Regions from separate parts of the Homo sapiens genome. Here region 2 is linked to region 1. A link is an interaction called in ENCODE POLR2A ChIA-PET data of the cell type or tissue named here. Cell type or tissue: A673. All regions are shown on one strand. Links, peaks and the distances in the headings refer to the core of each region. The heading gives the core; the rest is flanking DNA. Region 1 overlaps AACS (acetoacetyl-CoA synthetase). Region 2 has its middle 17 kb from the start of NCOR2.

Region 1 (11,894 bases), core at 4,625-7,124:
CAAGAAAGGCAAAGGGAAAAAGGAGGACAAAAGGCAAAGGGAAAACGGGAAAGGAAGGGAGAGGTAGGGAGGGGAAGGGAGGGAAAGGAAGGGGAAGGAAGGGAGGGAGGGTGGGTCACAGTATAGCCTGGGCCCAGGGCTGCAGGACATGAAACAACTGCCACCAAGGCTGCTGTTAGAACCCAGGTCGGGAGGCCGGGCGCGGTGGCTCATGCCTGTAATCCCAGCACTTTGGGAGGCCGAGGCAGGCGGATCATGAGGTCAGGACATTGAGACCATCCTGGCCAACACGGTGAAACCCCATCTCTACTAAAAATACAAAAAAAATTAGCCAGGCGTGGGGGCGGGCGCCTGTAGTCCCAGCTACTCGGGAGGCTGAGGCAGGAGAATGGCGTGAACCTGGGAGGTGGAGCTTGCAGAGAGCCAAAATCGCGCCACTGCACTCCAGCCTGGGTGACAGAGTGAGCCTCCGTCTCAAAAAATAAAACAATAAAATAAAATAAAAATAAAAGAACACAGGTGGGGTCAAGCTGCTCCAGGAAAAATCTAACTGCCTGATTCTTAGTGGACAGGATCCTTCCAGTAAAAATGAAATGCCTCTGAGAAAACTGCTCCAAATTTTTGAGTTCTTTCCATTGTATCCTTCCTCTCAATACAAGACCCTCCCATTTTAAATTGCCGTGTCCCAGGGAGGCAGCCGAATCCTGCATCATCGTAGCTGCTGGGAGCTTCCTGCACCTCCGTAAGGACACTGCACTGATGCTGCTGCCCGGGCTTCCCGCCCTGAAATGTTTCAGAAAGGACCCAGCACACAAGGGTCCATGGTGGGGGTGGGGCTGGCACTGGTATTCTACGTTAGGGATTGGGGACAGGGGTGGGTTGTAGAGCAAATCCCTGCAGAAAAAAAAACCTGAATCATTTGTCTCAAGCCCCTTATTAATTCACAGCTGGTCACAGAGAGCAGGGAGGGGCCTCTCCACAGTCACACATCAAAAACACACCCAAGGTCACCACTCTTGAGCCTGTGTGAGATCCCAGGGGTCTGTCCCCTGCACGGGTGTATGTGTGAGGTCTCAGGGGTCTGACCCTTTCTGCATCTCTGTGTAATCCCAGGGGTCTGTCCCCCGTCCTCCATCTGTGTGCAGTCCCAGGGGTCTGTCCCCACTCCTACATCTGTGTGCAGTCCCAGGGGTCTGACAGTCTCCTGCACCTGTGTGAGGTCATGGGTGGGGGGTCTGATACTCTCCTGCACCTGTGTGAGGTCACTGGGGTGGGGGGGTTGTCCTCCCTCCTGCATCTGTGGGGAGTCTCTCATAAGGGGCACAGAAGGGCCCTGGGCATTGACCTCACAGGTCAGGCATGTGCCTGCTGCATTCCACTTGGCATAAAGACTCAGCAGGCCAGGGGCGGTGGCTCACGCCTGTAATCCCAGCACTTTGGGAGGCTGAGGCGGGCGGACCACAAGGTCAGGAGTTCAAGACCAGCCTGCTCAACATGGTGAAACCCCATCTCTACTAAAAATACAAAAAATTAGCTGGGCGTGGTGGTGCACGCCTGTAGTCCCAGCTACTCAGGAGGCTGAGGCAGAAGAATCGCTTGAACCCAAGAGGTGGAGGTTGCAGTGAGCCAAGATCCAGTCACTGCACTCCAGCCTGGGCGACACAGCTAGACTTCATCGCAAAAAAAAAAAAAAAAAACTCAGCACAGAAGCATCACCTAGGACCTGTAGCTAGATCACTGTGGAAGCTCTTGATGTTTTGAGTTCTCCTCCTCTGGGGTAAAATACACTTCCTTTAACATGTCCTAACCTTCTGTCTTTCAGTGCTCAACAAGGGCAGGAAGGCCTCCAACACCTTGAGTTGAGTTATGGTTTCATGGCGTGGATTCCACGCTGCTGAGGCAGGGTGGGCGGAGGAGCGGGCCCAACTCGACACCGTGCGCTGGGGAAGCCCTCACCACAGTGCAGCACAGGCAGCGCCCCAGAGAAGCCCCTACCACGGCGCAGCACAGGCCGGCGCCCGGGGAAGCCCTTACCATGTGTCACGGGCCAGCGCCCGGGGAAGCCCTTACCATGTGCCACGGGCCGGCGCCCGGGGAAGCCCTTACCATGTGCCACGGGCCGGCGCCCGGGGAAGCCCTTACCATGTGCCACGGGCCGGCGCCTGGGGAAGCCCTTAACATGTGCCACGGGCCGGCGCCTGGGGAAGCCCTTACCATGTGTCATGGGCTGGCACCCAGGGAAGCCCCTATTGTGGTATAGCACAGGCCAGCACCTGGGGAAGCCCTTACCATGTGCCACGGGCCGGCGCCTGGGGAAGTCCTTACTATGTGTCATGGGCTGGCACCCAGGGAAGCCCCTATTGTGGTATAGCACAGGCCAGCACCTGGGGAAGCCCTTACCGTGGTGTAGCACAGGAGGATGTCACTGCTGGTCATGTTGCCGTGCAGCAGGTGCTCCTTCAGATGCTGGATGAGGGTGCCCTGCAGGGGAGACACGGGGGAGCGGGTGCTCTCTGTTAGGCATACAGTACCAGGAATCTGGTACCTGGCCCACGCGCTGCTCAGACGCTGCCAGGAAGAAGCCCCAGCAGATCCCCATTTTCTTTCCTGGGAGAAGCAGACTTTGGAGGGTTCCCCCCACTCCCCTGTGATGAGCCATGCCCCCATGTCCCTCTCCCCCAAGAGCTGAGCGTGGCTTGTAGTCTGGAGAGGAAAACCCTGACACTCCTGTCTGCCCTCAAGCTCTCGGTGCCCAGGACATCAAGGGCACCACGGAGGCCCACCAGCTTCAGGCAGAAGAGAAGTGACCCTTCCTGAGAAGAGAGTCAACGAGCAAAAGACCAGGGCCTAACCCTTCCAGGACGGGTGCTAGCCCAGCCTCATGAGGGACAGGGAACAGCGGGGTGAGGGGGATGTGGTGGGGGTGGGGCACTGGCAACAGAGCAAGACTGTAGCTGGGACTCACGTTCAAGATCGGATTTCAGGAATGCCTCAGCTGAGGGGACAGCACAAGACCCTGCTTCTGGCTAAAACACCCAAGCAGAACCGCTCCCTCCCACCCACTATGCCCTATTACCTTTTAATTTTGGTGCTTAATAGGCAATGTATTTGCACGGTCCAGAACTCTGAAGCAGATACTATGAAAAGCCGTCCTCTCTCCCTGTCCTGTACCCAGTTCTCCCAAGAGGCAGCCGGTCCTAGCAGTTTCCTGTGAACGTCTTTCTTGCTGATGCCGGCACATATTTATTAATGCCATTTTGTTCATTGTGACACAGTGTCCCGCACTTTGCCTTTTCCACCTAACAGCACACCTGGGAGCTCTTCCTTGGCATGCCGGGAGCTCCCTCATGTCTGTTTACAACTATATAATCTTCCACTGCCCAGAACACACTTGTTCCAAGCAACTCTGTGTGTCTGGCAGGGGCAGGGAGGAGAGGAAGCTTCCCATCGCCAGGCACAACCCAGAGAGCAGAGCCAGTGGCCCCTGCACCCGTCACTCCACGCTCCCAGCCTCGGTTTTCCTGTCTTTCCAACGGATCTCGTACAAGATCCTGAGGACAGACGGGGATGCTGCCCCTTCAGTGACCACTGCCCTTCAGTCTGGTCCACAGATGTGAGCCTCTGGCTCATCACAAAGGTGCTCCTGGTTGTGGAGGGCCTAGAAGGCTGAAGCAAGGACTTATATATTAAAACCCAGCCATGAAGGCCCTCATTATACCCAAGGGAAAAGCTTCCAAAAGCCAGTTGCAGGAGATGATCCCTTTAAGAGCTCACCAGGAACAATCCTATCCAACACAGGCTCCCATTCAGGAGCCAAAACTCCTATTCCGGAGTCCATCCCAAACAGGCAACCGCCACCCAGCCCACAAACAGCAGCAACTGAAGCTTCCAGAGACTGCCAGGCAGACAGGCAGACGCTGCCTGATATGGTTTGGCTCCAAGTCTGCATCCAAATCTCATCTTGAATTGTATTCCCATAATTCCCACATGTTGTGGGAGGGACAAGGTGGGAGATAATTGACTCACGGGGGCAGTTTCTCCCATACTATTCTCATGGTAGCAAATAAGTCTCATGCGATCTGATGGTTTGATAAGGGGAAGCCCATTTCATTTGGTTCTCATTCTCTCTCTTTGCCTGCTGCCATCCATGTAAGATGTGACTTGCTCCTCCTTGCCTTCTGCCATGATTGTGAGGCCTCCCCAGCCACGTAGAACTGTTAAGTCCATTAAACCTTTCTCTTATAAATTGCCCAGTCTCAGTATGTCTTTTTTTTTTTTTGAGACAGAGTCTCGCTCTGTCACCAGGCTGGAGCGCAGTGGTGTGATCTCGGCTCACTGCAACCTCCACCTCCTGGGTTCAAGTGATTCTCCTGCCTCAGCCTCCCAAGTAGCTGGGACTACAGGCACACACCACCATGCCCAGCTAATTTTTTTTAGTTTCAGGAGAGACAGGGTTTCACCATGTTGGCCAGGCTGGTCTCGATCTCTTTACCTTGTGATCTGCCCACCTTGGCCTCCCAAAATGCTGGGATTACAAGCATGAGCCACCACACCCAGCCCTCAGTATGTCTTTATCAGCAGCATGAAAACAGACTAATACACTGCCCTTTTCTGCAGTCCCCCAAGGCTGCCTCCGGGCTCTGGAAGCTGAGCTGCAGGGTGGAGTTTAACAAGAATCCCCAGTCAGGGTCAAGAGACAGCCTCCCCTTCCCTTCCCTTCCCCAGGCACTCAAAAGCTTCTTAGAAAGTTACATGACAATCTGTTCTCCTGCACAGTGGGTAGGCAATAATTTGGGGGTGACAAACTTTTCAGGAACTGTCTCCATGAACTAAATCTTTCCACGAATCCACTTAAAGGACAGGGAACTCGGATTCTAGGAGCCTGTGGCAAATCCCTCTCCCACTTTCTTTTTCACTTAAAATCAGCACTTAACTCTACAGCTTCGCTCACGTGGTCTGCTGAGAGCACAGCAGAGATAGGAGCCCACCTTCGTTCAGTGGTTCATTAGCCTCATTCTCTCAGATGGCACAAAACAAATGATGGGCCCTCCTCCTCTCTCAAGAATTTCTCTGTGTGACTCTTAACAAGTTACATCCATCGTTTTTCCCTTAATTCTTAAATATTTATGGTCAAGTCTGAATGCTTTCCCTGAGGGTAAGGCAGCATAAACAGTTTCCTGGGTCTCAGCGCAGGAGAGTAATTTCATGTAAAGGAAGAGAAAGGGGAGCCACTTTCTGACACCTTTCACAGACTTAGGAAGCACAAACCAACAAACCAGTAACAGAACCCCACCCTACTCAATTGGGAAGATTACGAGCAGCCCTAGGACTCTGGCCTATGTTGCCTCACTGTTTTCAAGTTTGTAGTCAAGATAACTCTAGAGAACGAGCAAGATGCTTAGTCACTTCTCCAGAGATGCAAGAGCCCAGTGAAGATGGAGTACATATAATTTTTCCTGATTTTTCCACACTCTAAATATACCAGGCATGATCATTTTATGAGCAAGCTATATTATATCTAATACATTTTTATGCTCCTCTTAAAAAAATGACATGCACTATGCAAAGAGCACTAAAAATAAAAGTACAGTTATACATTTCCATTTTTCCTAAAATGTCTTGTTTGGCCACATACACCCGCCCCCGCCCCGACCCTTGTCTGCAAGATTTCTAAAAATGCTCATCTCGGTGGCTCACTCACAGACCTGCACCCAGGTGCAACAGGGCTGCCCTTTCACAGGGAAAACGCGATTCCAACTACACCTTAGTCTGTGAACACACCCCGACTGGCTTTCATAAAATCAGACGATTTGAGCGACAGGACAGCTCGCTGCCTGCAAAGAGGCAACTCCGTTGAGCCAGTGTAACTGCTAGAAATAAGGCCTTTGCCCCCCACCCCTGACCTCAGCCCCTCGCTCCCACCCCTGGGTTTCTTGAGAATTAACCTGCTGTGCGTGGACAGGCTCTTGGACCTTCAATCTATTTCACAGCCTGCAACAAGACCTTCAGTGAATCTAGATCTAGGTGATGATGAAACCACATTGGCTCCTTTCCACATTCTGATGAAAATACTCTGTAAAAAGCCTAATAGGGCTTTCAAATGATTCCAATGTAAATATTTCCTTTTTATGGAAGGGATTCAAACTGCTTCTAGGTAGAGGGAACGTCTATAAAAGCTAAGTGAGCTAGAATAAGGGAACTTGTATATTTCCTTTTCAAATGCCACTGTCTTATCAAGCAAAGGTTTCTCCACTTGGAGAATTCTCTTCTTCTGAGTTTGGGGGAAAAAGTGGTGATCAGAAGGTTTGACCAAGATACAGTGGATTTTTCTCCTCCCTATAGGCTGAGCCAACTGATAGGGAAATGGGGAAATGAGCTATGGGGAGAGCTGAAGAGCTGGCCCAGAGGAGAGCCTAGAGCAGCGTGAGGGTGGGAGCCACGGCGTCGCAAGCATCCTGACTCCCACAGACCGGCCCAGGAGAAGTCTGAGTGCAAGGTAAGGATTCAACCGAGTCAGGAAGCCCAGGGGCAGAAGAGGATCAGAGGAAGTAAGATGTGATAGCAGTTATTAGAAAAGCACTACATTCAGCTGGGCGTGACGGCTCAGGCCTGTAATCCCAGCACTTTGGGAGGCCAAGGAAGGTGGATCACGAGGTCAGGAGTTGGAGACCAGCCTGGCCAACATAGTGAAACCCCGTCTCTACTAAACACACACACACACACACACACACACACACACACACACACACACACACACACACACACACAAACTTAGCCGGCCGTGGTCGCGGGCGCCTATAATCCCAGCTACTCAGGAGGCTGAGGCACAAGAATCGCTTGAACCCGGGAGGCAGAGGTTGCAGTGAGCCAACATTGAGCCACTGCACTCCAGCCCAGGTGACAGTGCCGGGACTCCACCTCAAAAAAAAAAAAGCAAAGCACCACATTGACCCAGGCATTTCATTTCTGAAGAGTGGCCTAGTGAAATCACAGAAATGAAATACACTAACGTTGTATCCCCCCGATAGATGCACGGAGAAGAACACCACATCATTTCCAGCGTGTTCCCACCAAAGCTGCATCACCTGGACCTAACCACGAGGAGACACCAGACATACCCAAACAGAGCCATTCTGCCAAACCAGGAGCCTGGGCTCTTTGAAAATGTCAGTGTCACGGAAGACGAAGAAGCCCAAGGAGCTGCTCCAGACATGCAGGAGACCTGACGACTGACGTGCCACCGCCTGAGCTGCTAGGACGCTACTGGGGAACTGGCGACCTGACTGTGGACCATAGATGAGGGGGCGGCACTGCACCAACGCCAACCTTCCTGAATTTGATGAGCGCGCTACACACTCTTCTGTAAGAGAACGCTCCTGTTCTTGGGAGATACGTGCTGAAATATTAAAGAGTGAAAGATCATTGTGGCTCCAACGTACTCTCAACTGGTTCAACAAAAAGCAAAATAACAACATGTGTATATACGCTGAGAGAGAAAGAAGGCGAAAGAGGCTTTTAGGACGTGTTAAAAATGGATGTTGACATCAGGCACAGTGGCTCATGCCTGTAATTCCAGCACTCAGGAGGCCAAGGCGAGAGGATCACTTGAGCCCAAGAGTTCATGACCAGCCTGGGGAACATAGCAAGACCCCATCTCTACAAAAACAAAAAAGTAGCACGTGCCTGTAGTCCAAGGTACTTGGAAGACTGAGGTGGGAGGATCGCTTGGGCCCAGGAGGTAGAGGTTGCAGTGAGCCATGATCACGCCACTGCACTCCAGCCTGGACAACAAAGTGAGAAACTATCTCAAAACAAAACAAAACAAAAGGACGTTGAAAATGTTAAAGACAGAATGTCAACAATGGAAGAATTCAGCTGAAGGGTACCATGGAGCTTACTATTCTTGCAGCTTTTCTAGAGGTTCTCTAGGTATTTTATTTTTTTCAAAAATAAAAGGTTTGGTTGAGCATGGGTGGCTCACATCTGTAATCCCAGCACTTTGGGAGGCCAAGGCAGGTGGAATATATGAGCCTAGGGGTTTGAGTCCAGCTTGGGTAACATGCCAAAACCCGGTCTTAAAAAAAAAAAAAAAAAGCCACAAAAATACAAAACAAACAAAAAAACGAGTAGGGCATAGCGGCACACGCCTATAATCCCAGCTACATGGGAGACTGAGAGGGGAGGACTGCTTAAGCCCAGGAGGCAGAGGTTGCAGTGAGCCAAGATTACACCACTGCACTCCAGTCTGGGCGACAGATCAAGACTCCATCTCAAAAAAAAATAAAATAAAATAAAATAACAGGTTAAAAGTCACTAACCTATACATATACATTCTATTGCATAGTAGTAACATATTATTTCAGGTGCTTTAATAAAGTTAGACTTTCGGTGAAATAAGAAAAATTAAAAGCATGTGTCATGGGCTGAACTGTGTACCCCCAAAATTCGTATGTTGAAGCCCAATACCTAGTATCTCAGAATGTGACTAAATGGGCCTTTAAAAGGTGACAGAGTTTAAATGAGGCTGTCAGAGCAGGCCCAGATCCGATCTGACTGGGGTCCTCAGGAGAAGAAGCTTGGACCCATACAGAGACACCAGCGGTGTCACGTGAAAGATCACACGAGGACAGAGCAAGAAGGCGGCCGTCCACAAGCCAAGGAGAGAGGCCTCAGACAAGAGCAACTGTGCGGCACCTTGGTGTTCCACACAGCCTGTGGTGTTTCGTTATGGCAGCCCTAACAGACTCGCAGCACGGGCAGGCTCTTTCTCAGTTAATTAGACTCTAATAATAACCTAATAACCTAGTAACCTAGCCTTCTAATAACCTAACCAGTGGCTTTCAAATATTTTACCACAACCCACGGTCAGACATAAGTTTTACAACGCCCCCAGCACGTGCACACATTCCGCTCCATGTAATGACAGCTTCACAGAACACCACCCATACCTCTTATGAGCCTATTCTGTGCTAATATTTTATTTTATTTTTATTTTTTGAGACAGAGTCTGGCTCTGTTGCCAGGTGGAGTGCAGTGGCATGATCTCAGCTCACTGCAACCTCCGCCCCCTGGGTTCAGGCAATTGTCCCACTTCAGCCTCCCGAGTAGCTCAGACTACAGGCATGTGCCACCACGTCCAGTTAATTTTTGTATTTTTTAGTAAAAATGGGGTTTTGCTATATTGGCCAGGCTGGTCTCAAACTCCTGGGCTCAAAGCAATCTGCCCACCTCAGGTTCCCAAAGTGCTGGGGTTATAGGTGTGGGCCATTGCGTCTGGCACTGCGCTAATATTATCTATTCTTGTCTATTCTGATTCGTTCTTTTTAAAATACTGGCAGGGCCCACCTATTGAGTTCACAATCCCCCAGGTGGTCCAGACCTGCAGGGTGAAAGTAGCTGGTTCAGCCAGCGCACCCCCCACCCCCAAGGCACACCGCGCTGTACAGTGACCTCCAAGCCTATCGCCATGGTGTTAGGTGCCATCCCAGCCTTTGAAGTGGCAGCACTCCACTGCCCTGGGCCCAGTGCCGGATCTCCGTGCAGCACCCCACTTGGAGAGAAGCTGCACGTTGGACTCTCCGGGGATGGGGTGCAGTTTGACAACTCCAACACTGCCATCATCAGCTGGGAGGCCCTGTTGAAGCAAACAGACAACAGGAGGCCCTGCAGAGCCTTCCCCAGAGACCTACCCCAGCGGAATGCACCATGCACTTGGGTGCGCCCGTGGTGCCCGATGAGAACATGATGAACAGTGGGTGGCTGAAGGGCAGCTGCTCGAACTCCAGCTGCGGGGCCTGCTCACTGGTGCCGGTGGCAAGAAAGTCATCCAGAAACACACTGTGGGCCGAAACGCAGGGAAACACGCCATGAACGTCCCAGAATGCTGGACCGGACCCACTGATTCCACCCGTGCACTTCCCTCTGTTTCTACCCCCAGAAAAGCCAGGATTCCAGGGGGACGGTGGCCAGATTTGGAAACTTCCTGGGACCAGGGGAGGCAGTTAGATCTCAGAGATTCAAGCTAATTGAAGGAAAACTCATCGAACGAGTGAAGGTTTCAAGTTGCTTAATCAGCACTGCTGACAGGGCCAAGGGCTGTCTTTTAGAGAATATTTTAAGTGTTTTCATAACCACCACGGAGAAGGATCACTTACAATGAACAAGCCATGTGTGTACCAACACGGCTGAAGGAGGCTTTGGAAATGGCCTTGAAGTCTTCTGAGCCCATGTCCTTTGTTTGCTATTGATCACCTGATTAGCAAACGCTTTGTTTCCAATGATTGCCCAAAAGGAAGCACTCACCAAGTGGGTCTGAAGTAAGATGCTTCCCCCGTGGGGAGAAGGGAGAGGAGGAGATGCTAGATTAATGAGCCCTTCCTACAGATGTGGGGTCAATTTCCTAAACTACAGCTCAATGACAGAGAACCGCTCAGCAAATATCATGTGTTGTCACTAACTTACTAGATCCTGAGGTTTACAATAGCAAGATACAAATATCTGTGCAAGAACAAATAAAATTAATCCCAGCTATTGACTGTCACCCAGGAAGTGTGCCTAGGCTTACCCCCAAAGCTGACAGGCAGCATTGTTGTAGGTGGCCAAGAACCACCAAAGGGGCGACACAAACAGGAGATTTGTTTTCTGCACTAGAAACAGCCGCAGAAGCCACAAGCCATCTTGGGAAAAGGTGGTTTTCTATTTTGAATTCAGCAGCAACATCCATCTCAAAACATTGGCCCTATACTCAACTGACAAATGGACTTTCTCTCAGGGAAGGAGGTGGGAATCAGTTAAACGCAGCCTGCAGCCATTTGCTAGGGATAATTACTCTGAAATACAAATGCCATACAGACTAAAATGAAGAATTTTGCTGTCTTGCATGAGAAGGCATCCTTAAATATAAAGGTTTCTCCTGGGGAAGACATGGTGGTTTAAAAAGGGCATCCAAAATAATTCAACTCTAAGCAAGAAACAAACAAAGCCGTCTGCTCCAGCATGTCAGGAAAACTATTCACTGTGGAACTTTACAGCCAATGAAAACCCCATCCCACCTCTACCTCCTATAAGAATCCCATTATAAAGTGCCAGATCTAATCAGATACTTCACACAGAGAAAAGCCTTTTCTGTCAAATGGCCCATAAATCACAGTACATAATGATTACCTTTGTTAAAGCTCTTCTAAGAATGAAAAGCCCACAGGGTGGCTCCCCCGGCCCCGTCAATTCTCCACAGATGGGCACGTACCCGTTTCTGCTTTATCTGTGGCATCCACAATCAAAGGATGGACTGCAGTGGGAGTCCAGCCCCTGGGGTGTCGGGCTAAATGAAGTGGCTAACATGATTCTGCTGGATGCCCTCATTTTATATCAACTGCTGATGAATATTATTCAGAAAAAATAGCCAGGCCAACCAGGGGGCTGGTAAACCCTGTCTGGTTTTCCTCCTAGCCTCCATGCATCATGGCCTCCATCCATACACCTGGGGCACAAAATCCGAGGTTGCATGAAAGAAAGCCAGCGCTCTGGCACCTGGTTATAATTTATTAAGGTCGGCAGGGTCCCACAGTCCATGGGACAGGCACCCGGGCCTGCCTGTGAAGAATCTGCCCACCCTGACTCAGGTGCTTCAGGCGACAGAGCCCACCGCGGCCGCACAATGACAGGCAGGATCACTGAGAGCTGACTGTGCACGCTTTGCAGAGCAGCAGCTTATTTAATCCTCCCAGCCAGCCTGAGAGGAAGGTGCTGATAAGAGTGTGGATGTTTGTCCCCACCCTCATCTCGTGTTGAAATGTAACCTCCAATCTGCAGGTGGGGCCTGGTGGGAGGTGTTTGCATCACAAGGGTGGATTCCTCGTGAATGGCAGGGACCATCTCCTTGGTGATGAGTGGGT
Region 2 (11,894 bases), core at 6,186-8,685, 530 kb after region 1:
CTGTGGAAAACAGCATGGTGGCTCCTCAAAATGTTAACACAGAATGACCCCACGACCTAGCAATTCCGCTCCTAGGGCTATACCCAGAAGAATTGAACACAGGTACTCAAACAAATACTTGCACATAAATGTTCACAGCAACACTGTTCACAATAGCCAAAAGGTGGGAACAACCCAAATGTCCATCAACAGATGAATGGGTCAACAAAGTGTGGTCTATCCATACGATGGGATATTTTTTAGCCATAACAAGGAATGAAGCCCCGATGCAAGCTACAACACAGATGAACCTTGAAAATATTATGCTAAACGAAGGAAGCCACATATAGAAAAACAAATATTCTATGAATCCATTTATACAAAATGTACAGAATAGACAAATCCATAGAGACAGAAAGTAGACTGGTGATTGCTGGGGGCTGGAGAGGGGCTGAGGGAGACATGGAGATGCTGCGTAACGGGTACAGGTTTCCTTCTTGAGTAATGAAAATGTTTTAGGCCGGGGTGCAGTGGCTTATGCCTGTAATCCCAGCACTTTGGGAGGCCGAGGCAGGTGGATGGCTTGAGGTCAGGAGATCGAGACTAGGCTAGACAACATGGTGAAACCCCGTCTCTACAAAAAATACAAAAATTAGCCTGGTGCGCTGGCATTCGCCTGTAGTCCTAGCTGCTCGGGAGACTGAGGCACGAAAATCACTTGAACTCGGAAGGTGGAGGTTGCAGTGAGCCAAGATCACACCACTGCACTCCAGCCCGGGCAACAGAGCGAGACTGTCTCAAAAAAAAAAGTTCTAAAACTAGATATGGCAATGGTTGTGAATGTACTAGATGTCACTAATGATAAATTTTATGTTATGTGTATTATACCACACATGTACACACAAAAAGGCAGTACATGTATGCATACAAACACATATATGTACATACATGTATGCATACAAACACATATATGTACATACATGTATCCCGTTATATGCACAAAATATCTCTGGAAGGAAAAATTGATGACTATGGCTGTCCTTGGTGATGGGAACTGGGAGCTGGAGATCAGGAAGGGAGACTTTGTTTATTGTATATTGTTTGGGTCTCTTGGGGCTGATTTTATCATATGCATGTATTACCTTAAAAATGGAATAAGGGCCAGGTGCAGTGGCTCACAGTTGTAATCCCAGCACTTTGGGAGGCCAGGATGGGAGGTTCACTTGAGCCCAAGGATTGCAGACCAGCCTGGGCATCATAGTGAGACCCTGTCTCTACAAAAAAAAATTTAAAATGAGCCAGGTATGGTAGCAGGTGCTGTGGTCCCAGTTATTTGGGAGGCTGAGGTGGGAGGATCACTCGAAACCCAGAAGGTCAAGGCTGCAGTGAGCTAGGATGGCACCACTGCACTGCACACCAGCCTGGGTGACTGAGAGAGCCACTGTCTCAAAAAAAAAAAAAAAAAAAGGAGTAAGTTCCCCAGGTGAATTTTAAAAGAATAACATAAGAAATTCAGGGGAAATCATGACATGTTCAAGACACGTCCCCTTTGCGGGCATGTGGATCATGTGGCCAGACAGCAGGAAAAGCACTGAGTCACTCGTCTTTGATGAAGCCCTGCCTTTGCCGCTGAGGACAAATGTTCTTTCCAATCCCACGGGAGGAAGAGACGTTCTAAAGAGAGAATTGAATTCATGGTTGGCCAGGAGACAGTGAAAGAGGACCCAGGAGAAATTGCTGGAAAGTAAGTAAAGCCTGAAGATGGGCAAGGGCCCCAATTTTCCAAAAGGGAAAATGATATGGATCCTGGAAACCCCAGATGGGGTATGTCTGACAGCAAGAGATCTTCGCAGAATTCTGGAACAGAGCATTACACAGATGGCTTGTGGCTGTTTAGAAGAAAATATGCTTATCACGAGAAGCTAACACAGGTTCACTAAACTACCCCATGCCGACTAATGTCAATTTCCTGTTTTCATGGGGAGACCACCCTGGTAGACCAGATGGCCACTTAGGACCCTGCCCTCCTGAAAGAGAAGTAGGATTGTGGTTTCAGTATCTTTAGAGTGGGAACTGTGATCAATTCTTCAATTATTTGCCTTGTGTTGCTAGCATCTGCATTATCCAGCAATATTACTCCTATCCCACATGTCTTAGGTAATTTCCCCTAATAATTGTTTGCCTATTTGTAGGCTGCTCAGACTTATCTTAATAACTTGTATTAACCAAGCATCTTTTGGTGGCAGGGGAAATGAATCCAATTCAAATAGTCTTAAGTAGAAATGTCTGGCAGTTTATGGTTTCAGGCATGGCTGGATCCAGGCGCTTAAATGACATCATTGGGAACCTGTATCCTGTTGTACGTTGGATCTGCTTTTCCTGGTGTTGGCTTCATTCTAGGGCTGGATTTCCTCAAATGGAGGAAAGATGGTCCCAACAGCTCTTAGATGACCTCTTATCACTTTGGTAACAGCAGAAAGGGGTCACCTCATGACTGATAGCTCAGTTGTCCGGGCCAACTCTGATCAGCCCAGCTGGATCTTATGGCCACCCTTGAGCCAGTCACTATGTTTCTGCTGGGTTGGGTCATATCCTCCATACAAGTCATGTCAGATATGATTTCATTTAGTGTGTGGGAGAGGAAATGTTCCCCATGGAAAACTGAGATGCTATTATCCGGAAAAGAAGGAATGGACACTGGCCAGGCCAAAACAAGCCTAATTTAATTTGATGAGATAGGCACACATTGTGCATGGGGGAGAGTCCCAAATGGCACCCCAAAGCCACAATGAATCTGCACCAAAATGTGCTGCACCCCCGATTAACACAGAAATGAGAGTTAACTCATGGATAGTACTAGGATCCATGATGACGAGATGGTGATTTTGGGAGATGTGTTTGTACATGAGGTCACACCTGGGCCACACAGGTGGGTCCTGGTGAGGCCTTTCTGTCTAGAAGTGAGGGCTGTGTTCTTGAGACTTTGGTATTACCGAGGGGAGAAAGAGGAAGAGCTGGAGGTCAGAGAACGTAGCTGCAGGCTAGGCAGATGCGACCAAGGTCAGAGAGATGGTGTCCAGGAAGCATGCAGCAGTGTGAGCTGCAGTCTCAGACAGGAGGTGTCCCCCTCTTCTCAGCTGGACATGAGGAGTCTCCTAGGTGTGCCTTTGGCAGAGGTGGAACCCGTGGCTCAGCACCCTCCCAATGAAGGCAGGGGAAGACATCTAGGTCTGGAATGTAAAGCAAGTGTCATCAATTACTAGCTGCTTCTGGGTGTGGCGGCTCACACCTGTAATCCCAGCACCTGGGGAGGCTGAGGAGGGAGGATTGCTTGAGTCCAAGAGTTCAAAACCAGCCTGGGCAACATAGCAAAACCCTGTCTCTACTAAAAACATAAAAATTAGCCAGCGGTGGTGGCACATGCCCGTAGTCTCAGTTACTTGGGAGGCTGAGGCAGGAGAATTGCTTGAGCCCAGGAGGCAGAGGTTGCAGTGAGCTGAGATGGTGCCACTGTACTCCAGCCTGGACAACAGAGTGAGACCCTGTCTCAGAAAAAAACAAAACAAAACCGTAATAGCTTCAACCTTTGGCATCTATTGCCTTCGACACTCTGTTGCAAAGAATTAAAGGCTTTATCTGGAATCAGTGGACAAGAGTGATGGGATGGATTACCAATGCCTGCTCCTGGGGTGGAGAGTGGCAGGATAGACACGCCTCATATTTGCTGAGACGGGGTGGGGTCTTCTCCAGGCTGTTGCGAAGAGCGGGGGTGTCAAGAGGCCACCCCAGCAACTGAGGACAGATTTCTTTCCATCCAGCGCTCTATGAAATCATCTCTAAGCAAACAGTGCTCTCTCTGCTGCACCTGCTCTCCATGCCTCTCCTGCAAAATCAACAACAGGTGTTTGCTGCTCATGCGATTCCAACCACCAAAAATAGGCATGACAAGAATGACGGGATAGGCAGCGTCCCGATTCCAGTCATTCCTGAAGCCCCTTCGCATGTCCACACACCTGTGCACTGCCGGGTCTGTTGCTTGGCTAGCATTTTTCTTAAAATCACTTCACTTTAAAACAGTTTTTATTAAAGTATGGTATGCATACAGAAAAGTATGGCTGAAGTGTATGGCTTAAAGGATTTTCATGAAACGATCACACCTGTGTGACCAGGACTCAATTCAAGAAACACAACATTCCCAGATGTCCCCTTAAGATCCCCTAACCCAGACCCCTTTTTAGTCACTAACCCTGAAGGGTCAGTACTAGCCTGACTTCATTTGTTTTTTTTTTGAGACTGGATCTTGCTCTGTCACCCAGGGTGGAGTGCAGTGGTGGGATCCCCGCTTACTGCAACCTCCGCCGCCTCCCAGGTTCAAGCAATTCTCCCTGCCTCAGCCTTCTGAGTAGCTGGGACTACAGGTGCCCACTACCACACCTGGCTAATTTTTATGTTTTTAGTAGAGACGAGGTTTCGCCATGTTGGCCAGGCTGGTCTCAAACTCCTGACCTCAGGTGATCTGCTGGCTTCGGCCTCAAAAAGTGCTGGGATTACAGGTGTGAGCCACCGTGCCCAGCTAACCTGCCCAGCAAGACTTCTAACTGCAGATCAGTTTTGCCTGCTTTGGGATTTAGATCCATGGGTTCTTACAGTTTAGACTCTTGTGGCTGCTTCATCCATGTTGTTATAGCAGAGGTTGTTTGTTCTTTTTCATTGCTGAATGGGATTCCACGGTGTAAAGAACCACAATTTATTTATCCATCTATTTTATTTATTTTTATTTATTTATTTATTTATTTTTGAGATGGAGTCTCGCTCCGTCACCCAGGCTGGAGTGCAGTGGTGCTATCTCAACCTCCGCCTCCAGGGTTCAAGTGATTCTCCTGCCTCAGCCTCCCCACTGTGTAGCTGAGATTACACGTGCGCGCCACCACGCCCGGCTAATTTTTGTATTTTTAGTAGAGACAGGGTTTCTCCATGTTGGCCAGGCTGGTCTCCAACTCCTGAGCTCAAGTGATACGCCCACCTCAGCCTCCCAAAGCGCTGGGATTACAGGCGTGAGCCACCGAATCCAGCCTCTCCATCTATGTTGATGGGCATCTGGGGAGTCTGTATTCTGGAGTGTTCTGAGTAACCCTGTGCCCACCCCGTTGCCCATGGTTTTTGTTGTTGTTGTTGTTGTTTGTTTGTTTTTAGACAAAGTCTTGCTCTGTCATCCAGGCTGGATTGCAAGTGGCACGATCATGGCTCACTGCGGCCTCAACCTCCTGGCTCAACTGATCCTCTCACCTCAGCCTCCTGAGTAGCTAGGACTACAGGTGCCCAGCTAATTTTTTGTATTTTTTGTAGGGACGGGGTTCTGCCATGTTGTTTAGACTGTTTTCGAGCTCTTGGACTCAAGCAATGTGCCCACCTCGGCCTTCCAAAGTGCTAGCATTATGGGATTGAAATTGGCGGGTCATCAAGTGGGCATATGTTCAGATATAGTAGATACAGTTTTCCGAAGTGGTTCGACCATTTCACACTCCCAAGTGAGTGAGTGAGGATTTATCTTTGTTTGCCCTAAACTTATTTTTAAAAGGAAATTATATAGCTATCATTAAAGATAAATTAGGCTGAGCACAGTGGCTCATGCCTATAATCTTAACACTTGGGGAGGCCGAGGCAGGAGGATCACTTGAGCCCAGGAGTTCAAGAATAGCCTGGGCAACACTATCTCTACAAAAAAATTTTTTTTAATCAGCCGGGCCTGCAGGCATGCGTCTGTAGTCACAGCTACTCAGGAGGCTGAGGCAGGAGGATGACGGGACCAGCAGATTGAGGTTGCAGGGAGCTATGGTGGCGCCACAGCACTCCAGCCTGGGTGACAGAATGAAACCCTGGAAAGAAAGAAAGAAAGAAAGAAAGAAAGAGAGAGAGAGAGAGAGAGGGAGGGAGGGAGGGAGGGAGGGAGGGAGAGAGAGAGAGAGAAAGAAAGAAAGAAAGGAAAGGAAGGAAGGAAGAAAGAGAGAGAGAAAAAGGAAAATCAGTATCACTTGCCACAAATAAAAGATTATAATATTAAGATTGGTGCAAAAGTAATTGCGGTTTTTGCCATTAAAAGTAATTGCGGCCGGGCACGGTGGCTCACGCCTGTAATCCCAGCATTTTGGGAGGTTGAGGCAGGCAGATTACCTGAAGTCAGGGGTTCAAGACCAGCCTGGCCAACATAGTGAAACCCCGTCTCTACAAAAATACAAAACTTAGCCAGGCGTGGTGGCAGGCACCTGTAATTCCAGTTACTCGGGAGGCTAAGGTGGGAGGCTGAGGCGGGAGAATCACTTGAACCCAGGAGTTGGAGGTTGCAGTGAGCCAAGATCTCGCCATTGCACTCCAGCTTGGGTAACAGAGTGAGATTCGGTCTCAAAAAAAAAAAAAAAAAAAAAAGGAATTGCAAAAGCTGCCATTACTTTTGCACCAACAGAATAACTATGATAAAAACTAATGACTATTAAAAGGATTCATCCAAAACCTATGAAAAAGTTCGTCACTGACAATCACCTCAGGTTGCACTTCTGGAAAGACTGGGGGAGGGGATAATCAGGAGAGACCCTGATTTTGTTGGGTTTCGGCCTCTCTCACCCTGCTGGGAGCCTCCCTGAGCTACCACGGACTCCAGGGAGGACCCTGATTGGTCTGAGAGTGAGCCATTCTCCCTGTGCTGGGATTGGTTCAGGCGTGGGCATGTGACTCGATTCAGGCCAATAAGATGTGGGGAAAATCTTCTGGGCGGGACATCTGAATAAATTTTTCTCGTGGGGACACCCATGGTCCGGGAGGGTCTCTGTTATTTCATGGATGCACTATCTGAAGGTGACTCCGGAAAATGCTCCTCCCTCTTGCTCCCCGGCCTACAGGTGGGGTCAGCACTGAAGATGGCAGATCAAAGAGGAGGAAAGAACCTGGGTCCTTGATGGTGTCACTGAGCTGCTGGGTCCGCCAGCCTGGAGCCCCCTGCCCCTGATATTCCTGATGGGGAGCCGCTAGGTCTCATTGCTAAAGCCATGTGGGCTGGGTTTTCCTGTCACCTACAGCCCAAAGCACCTTCACTGATGCTCCTGGTGTCTCGGGTTTTACGGACAAATGTGGGTTCTAATCCCAACTGGATTACTTTTGAGCTTCGTGATCCCAGAAAAAGTCCCTTTGCCTTTCTTTTTCTTTTTTTTTTTTTTTTTTTTTGAGACGAAGTCTCGCTCTGTCGCCCAGCCTGGAGTGCAGTGGCGCGATCTCTGCTCACTGCAAGCTCCGCCTCCCGGGTTCACGCCATTCTCCTGCCTCAGCCTCCCGAGTAGCTGGGACTACAGGCGCCCGCCACCACGCCTGGCTAATTTTTTGTATTTTTAGTAGAAACGGGGTTTCACCGTGTTAGCCAGGATGGTCTCGATCTCCTGACCTCGTGATCCGCCCCCTTCGGCCTCCCAAAGTGCTGGGATTACAGGCATGAGCCACCGCGCCCGGCAAGTCCCTTTGTCTTTCTGACCCTGAGTTCCCTCATTTCCGAAACAGAATCAACAACATCCACCATACAGAAGAAATAGGGAAATTGGACCGCATCAAAATTAAAAACTCATGTGTATCCAAGAAAGTGAGAAGATGGCTTACAGAGGCCTCATGGCGCGGCCTGGAGCCTGGCGAGGACTCTCCTGCCCTGTCCCTGCGTCCCCTGATGCGCCAATGGCCTGGCCTTCTCTAGCCCCTCTCAGGGCCCACCACTGGCCCATGTCCTCCCTGGAGTGACCGAAGCCCCCTCCCCAGACCCCCACCCCCACCCTGGCTCCAGGTTCTGGGCCTGATTGTCAGGAAGGATGGAGCTGCCCTCCCCTGAGACAGGGAAGGCCGTGAGGGGGCAGAGGTGGTTTGGGTCATGGTGAGTTCACATCACCTGTTGACCAGACAAGGCAAGTGGGCCTGTCCGTGGTTGGATCTGGAGTCTGGAGTTCCCGAGAGGAGCCCGGGCTGCAACTGGGGTTCTAAAGTCATCCATCCCCTTGACTTAAGCTCCAGGATGGATGCAGACATGGACGGACGCCTGTGCACAGACAGGAGTCTGGAAGAGCACCTGAGCCCTGGGGGTGCCACCTTTCGAGGGTGGGAAGATGCCCAAGAAGCAGGCAGAGAGGCTGAGAGGGAGCCCAGGGAGATGGGAGGGAAATCTGAGTTCATGCCTCCAGCTCCAGCTGTGCATTCATCCAAGCTGGGCGCAGCAGGATCCCCAGGCCCCCACAGCAGCTCCCCAGGGCAGGATCCACATCAGGCCTCGGTCACCCCTCCCCATTTAGCCTTCGGGGCAGTCTCTCTCCCCTGTCCCTGAGGGAGACTCACTTGGCTTCCTGTCTGTCCTCTGGCACCTTCTACACGCCTCTTCCACTTCCTGCAAAATCCTGAAAGGACGGAAGGAGGTCATGGGCCCTGGCAGGGTGAGGAAGGGAGCTGTACCCAGGGCCTGGGGCCCAGACTTAGGGACAAGGGATGGCAGCCACAGCAGCAGCAGCACCAGCCTGGAACTTCCCTCTTTACCCTGTGGGCAGGGCCAGGCCAGAGGGCTTGGGATGGGGAGGGCAGAGCGCGATGTTCCCTCCTGCTATGTCGGCTGCCCAGTCTCCTGCCACCTTTGGAAACGCCAGAAGCTTACTGGGGCCAGGAATGCTGGACAGGGGCCGCTGTGATCAGCGAAAGACCCAGCGTGGCCAGATCCTGATTTCTGCAAAAGAAGCCTCCTTCCTTCCTCCCTCCCTCCCTCCTACCTCCTTCTACTTTCCCTTCCTTTCCCTTCTCCTTCCTTCCTTCCCTTCCCTTCTCCTTCCTTCCTTCCTTCTTCCCTCCCTCCTTCCTCCCTCCCTCTTTCCCTCCCTCCTACCTCCTTCTCCTGCCTGCCTGCCTTCCTTCCTTCCTTCCTTCCTTTTAAATTGTGGTAAATATACATAATATAAAATCAGCCATTTTACCATTTTAAAGTATTCTGTTCGCTGACGTTAGGTACCTTCACGATGCCACGCAAACACCACCGCTATCTAGTTCCAGAACACTGTCACTTCCCCAAAATCCCCTCATGCCCATGAACAGTCACTCCCTCATCCCCAGCCGCTGGTAGCCGTGAATCTCCTTTCTGTCTCTATGGGTTCACCTATTCTGCACATTTCATGTACATGGAATCATGCGGGGTGTGGCCTTTGTGTTTGGCTGGACTCCAATTTGTGTATCCATTCATTCTTCCATGGACATTTCCCGTCCGCCATGGTGAATAATGCTGCCATGATCCTTGAGGTATGAGTAATTGTTTGAGGCCCTGCTATCAGTTCTCTTGGATATATACCCCGGAGGAGTGGAGTTCCTGGATATGATGATTCTATGTTTCAATTTTCAAAGAGCAGCCACACTTATTCCCACAGTGGCTGTACCATTTTACAATCCCACCAGAAATGCACAAAGGTTCCAGTTTCTCCACATCTTCACCAACACTTGTTATTTTCCCTTTTTAAAAAGAATTAAGCTGGGTGCGGTGGCTCACGCCTGTAACCCCAGCACTTTGGGAAGCTAAGGGTGGGCAGATCACAAGGTCAAGAGATTGAGACCATCCTGGCCAACATGGTGAAACCCCGTCTCTACTGAAAATACAAAAATTAGCTGGGCATGGTGGCGCATGCCTGTAGTCCCAGCTACTCGGGAGGCTGAGGCAGAAGACTCTCTTGAACCTGGGAGGCAGAGGTTGCAGTGAGCCGAGATCACACCATTGCACTCCAACCTGGCGACAGATCGAGACTCCTTCTCAAATAAATAAATAAATAAAAAGAATTAAAGCCTTCCTAGTGGGCATGAGGTGCTATCTCATCGGGGTTTTGATTCGCATTTCTCTAATAACTAATGCAGCTGGACATCTTTTTGTGTGCTTCTTGGCCATCAGTATGTGGGAGAGGCCATATATGTTCACCTACTATAGCCTGATGTTTAAATCCTCATGTGGGGCGCATGAACCCATCCATGAGCTGAACCTTGGGGCCCACCAGACCTGGGTTCAGATCCTATTTGCTTCCTCCACTCCTGCTCTGGGTAACTCAGGCCACGCTGCTCTATTTTCCTGAGTCTCTGTTTCCTCACTGTTGATGGCGGCTGACAGGACAGGGCTGAGAGAGCTTCCTTGTGTCAAGCACTTAGCCCAGCACCAACTCATAGTGAGCACTTCCAAACTATTGTTGTTCTTGGCACATCCTTCCTGGGCCACCTATGGGAACTCCCCATTGACACTGAGCAGAGGGCTCACTTGAGTCTTCCCCCAACCAGCCTTTAGGACGGAGTTCTTGGAATGAGGTCATTGTGAGCAGATTTTCCTTTTGGTGTGGAGGGAAACTACCGAAAGTCTTCTACAGTCCAGGCAATGGAAGGAGAATTCATACTGTGGGCCCTGCCCTCGGAGAAAGATCCTAGGAAAGATAATGACAGCTGAGCTTTGTTGACAGCTCGGCTTTGCACACACTGGGCTTTGCACACATTGACTCATTTTATTCTCACCACAACCCCATGAACCAGGTCCTGCTACTATACCCATTTTACAGATAAGGAAACTGAAGCCCAGAGAGCTACTCATAGGGAATATGGCAGAGCTAGGATTTGAACCCAGGCCATTTACTGCCCAAGTGATTATTCCCTTCTTTCTTGCTGTGGGAACCCTGATTTCAGTGAGAGACCTGTGCCTCTCCAGGGGACTCAGGAAATCGGGACACATCTTTAGCTCTAGGGGACTATCCAGATTGGTCCCAGGCCAGTGATTCTGTTTCCTTTGCCAGAGACTAATCAAGCTGTGGGCATGGGACCCAATCCTGGCCAATGAGATATGAGTAAAGGGCTGCAGTGGGCTTTGGGGAAAGGGCTCTTGTTCTTCCTGCACTGAATGTTGTGCCTGGATATATTAGCTGGAGCAGTGGCAGCTATTTTGTGGTCATGAGGAAATTTGGGATGAGAACCAATCTGAGGGGAGGAAACCAGAAAGATGGAAAGAACCGGGAGATCCCTGACAATGGCACTCAATCTAACCAAACCCAGAACCACCCTTCCTCCTAATTTCTTGCTATGTGAAATGATAAATGACCTCATTGCTTACGTTGATTTGAGCTGAGGTTTCTGTGACTTGCCTCATAATGGATGTGATTGAGTGACTATGAGCGTTGTGCAGACAGGGAAGTTCTCCTGGCTTGGTGACCACTGTATCCCTGGTGCCTGGAACATTACCTGGTACATAATAGGTGCTCAATTAAGATGAACTGATGAGGCAGTGGCTGGAGCCCCCAAATGCAGGTTCAGACAATACGCATGGGAAAAGCGGGAATCCTGAAATGACGGCAACTGCAGGCTTTGAAGTTGGACAGACTGGGTTCGAAGCCAACGCTCCCCTCTTGAGTCAGGTGATCTCAAGCTTTCCCTCTGGCTTCTCACCTTTGTTTTTCTTATGCATGAGACGGATCTGCTGGGTGGAATAATAGCTCCAGAGATGTCCCCATCCTAATTTCTAGAATCTGTGAATCTGCTACCTTACATGGCAAAGGGGCTTTGCAGAGGTGATTAAGTAAAGGATTTTGAGATGGGAGATGATCCTGGATTATCCGGGTGGGCCCAGTGTAATCACAAGCTTCCTTGTGAGAGGGAGTCAGGAGGTCAGAGTTGGGGAGGAGATGCAGCGATGGAAGAAGAGATTGGAGTGAGGCGAGGCCACCAGCCTCTGGCAGCTGGAAAAGGTGAGGAAATAGATTCTCCCTCAGATCCTCCAAGAGGAACACAGCCCTGCTGGCACCTTGATTCCATCTCTCCAGGAGCCACTTCAGACTGCTGACTTCCAGAACTGTAAGGTAATGAATCTGTACTGTTTTCAGCCACCACGTTTGGCTTAA

What was found. Peaks named below come from ENCODE experiments on the same cell type or tissue, not always from the same donor. Only the 100,000 strongest peaks of a DNase experiment are listed, where the experiment ranks them.
Region 2: POLR2A ChIA-PET joins it to region 1 with 5 read pairs; 2 of 35 experiments call an interaction of 5 or more read pairs at or near these places.

Annotation. Positions count from the first base shown.
Region 1 is chr12:125,105,064-125,116,957 of GRCh38, reverse strand. It overlaps AACS (acetoacetyl-CoA synthetase), which reads right to left. Exons shown (of 18, transcript NM_023928.5): 8 at 9,690-9,837; 9 at 2,401-2,481. Among named protein-coding and RNA genes, the nearest start is that of AACS, 46 kb to the right of the region's middle. RefSeq lists enhancers at 2,223-2,442, 11,126-11,625, 11,626-11,894. In A673, for the core only: no CTCF peak of the experiment used is centred there; no DNase peak of the experiment used is centred there; H3K27ac peaks cover 306 bases.
Region 2 is chr12:124,578,843-124,590,736 of GRCh38, reverse strand. No RefSeq gene overlaps it. Among named protein-coding and RNA genes, the nearest start is that of NCOR2, 17 kb to the right of the region's middle. RefSeq lists a silencer at 6,644-6,813 and an enhancer at 6,540-6,834. In A673, for the core only: no CTCF peak of the experiment used is centred there; no DNase peak of the experiment used is centred there.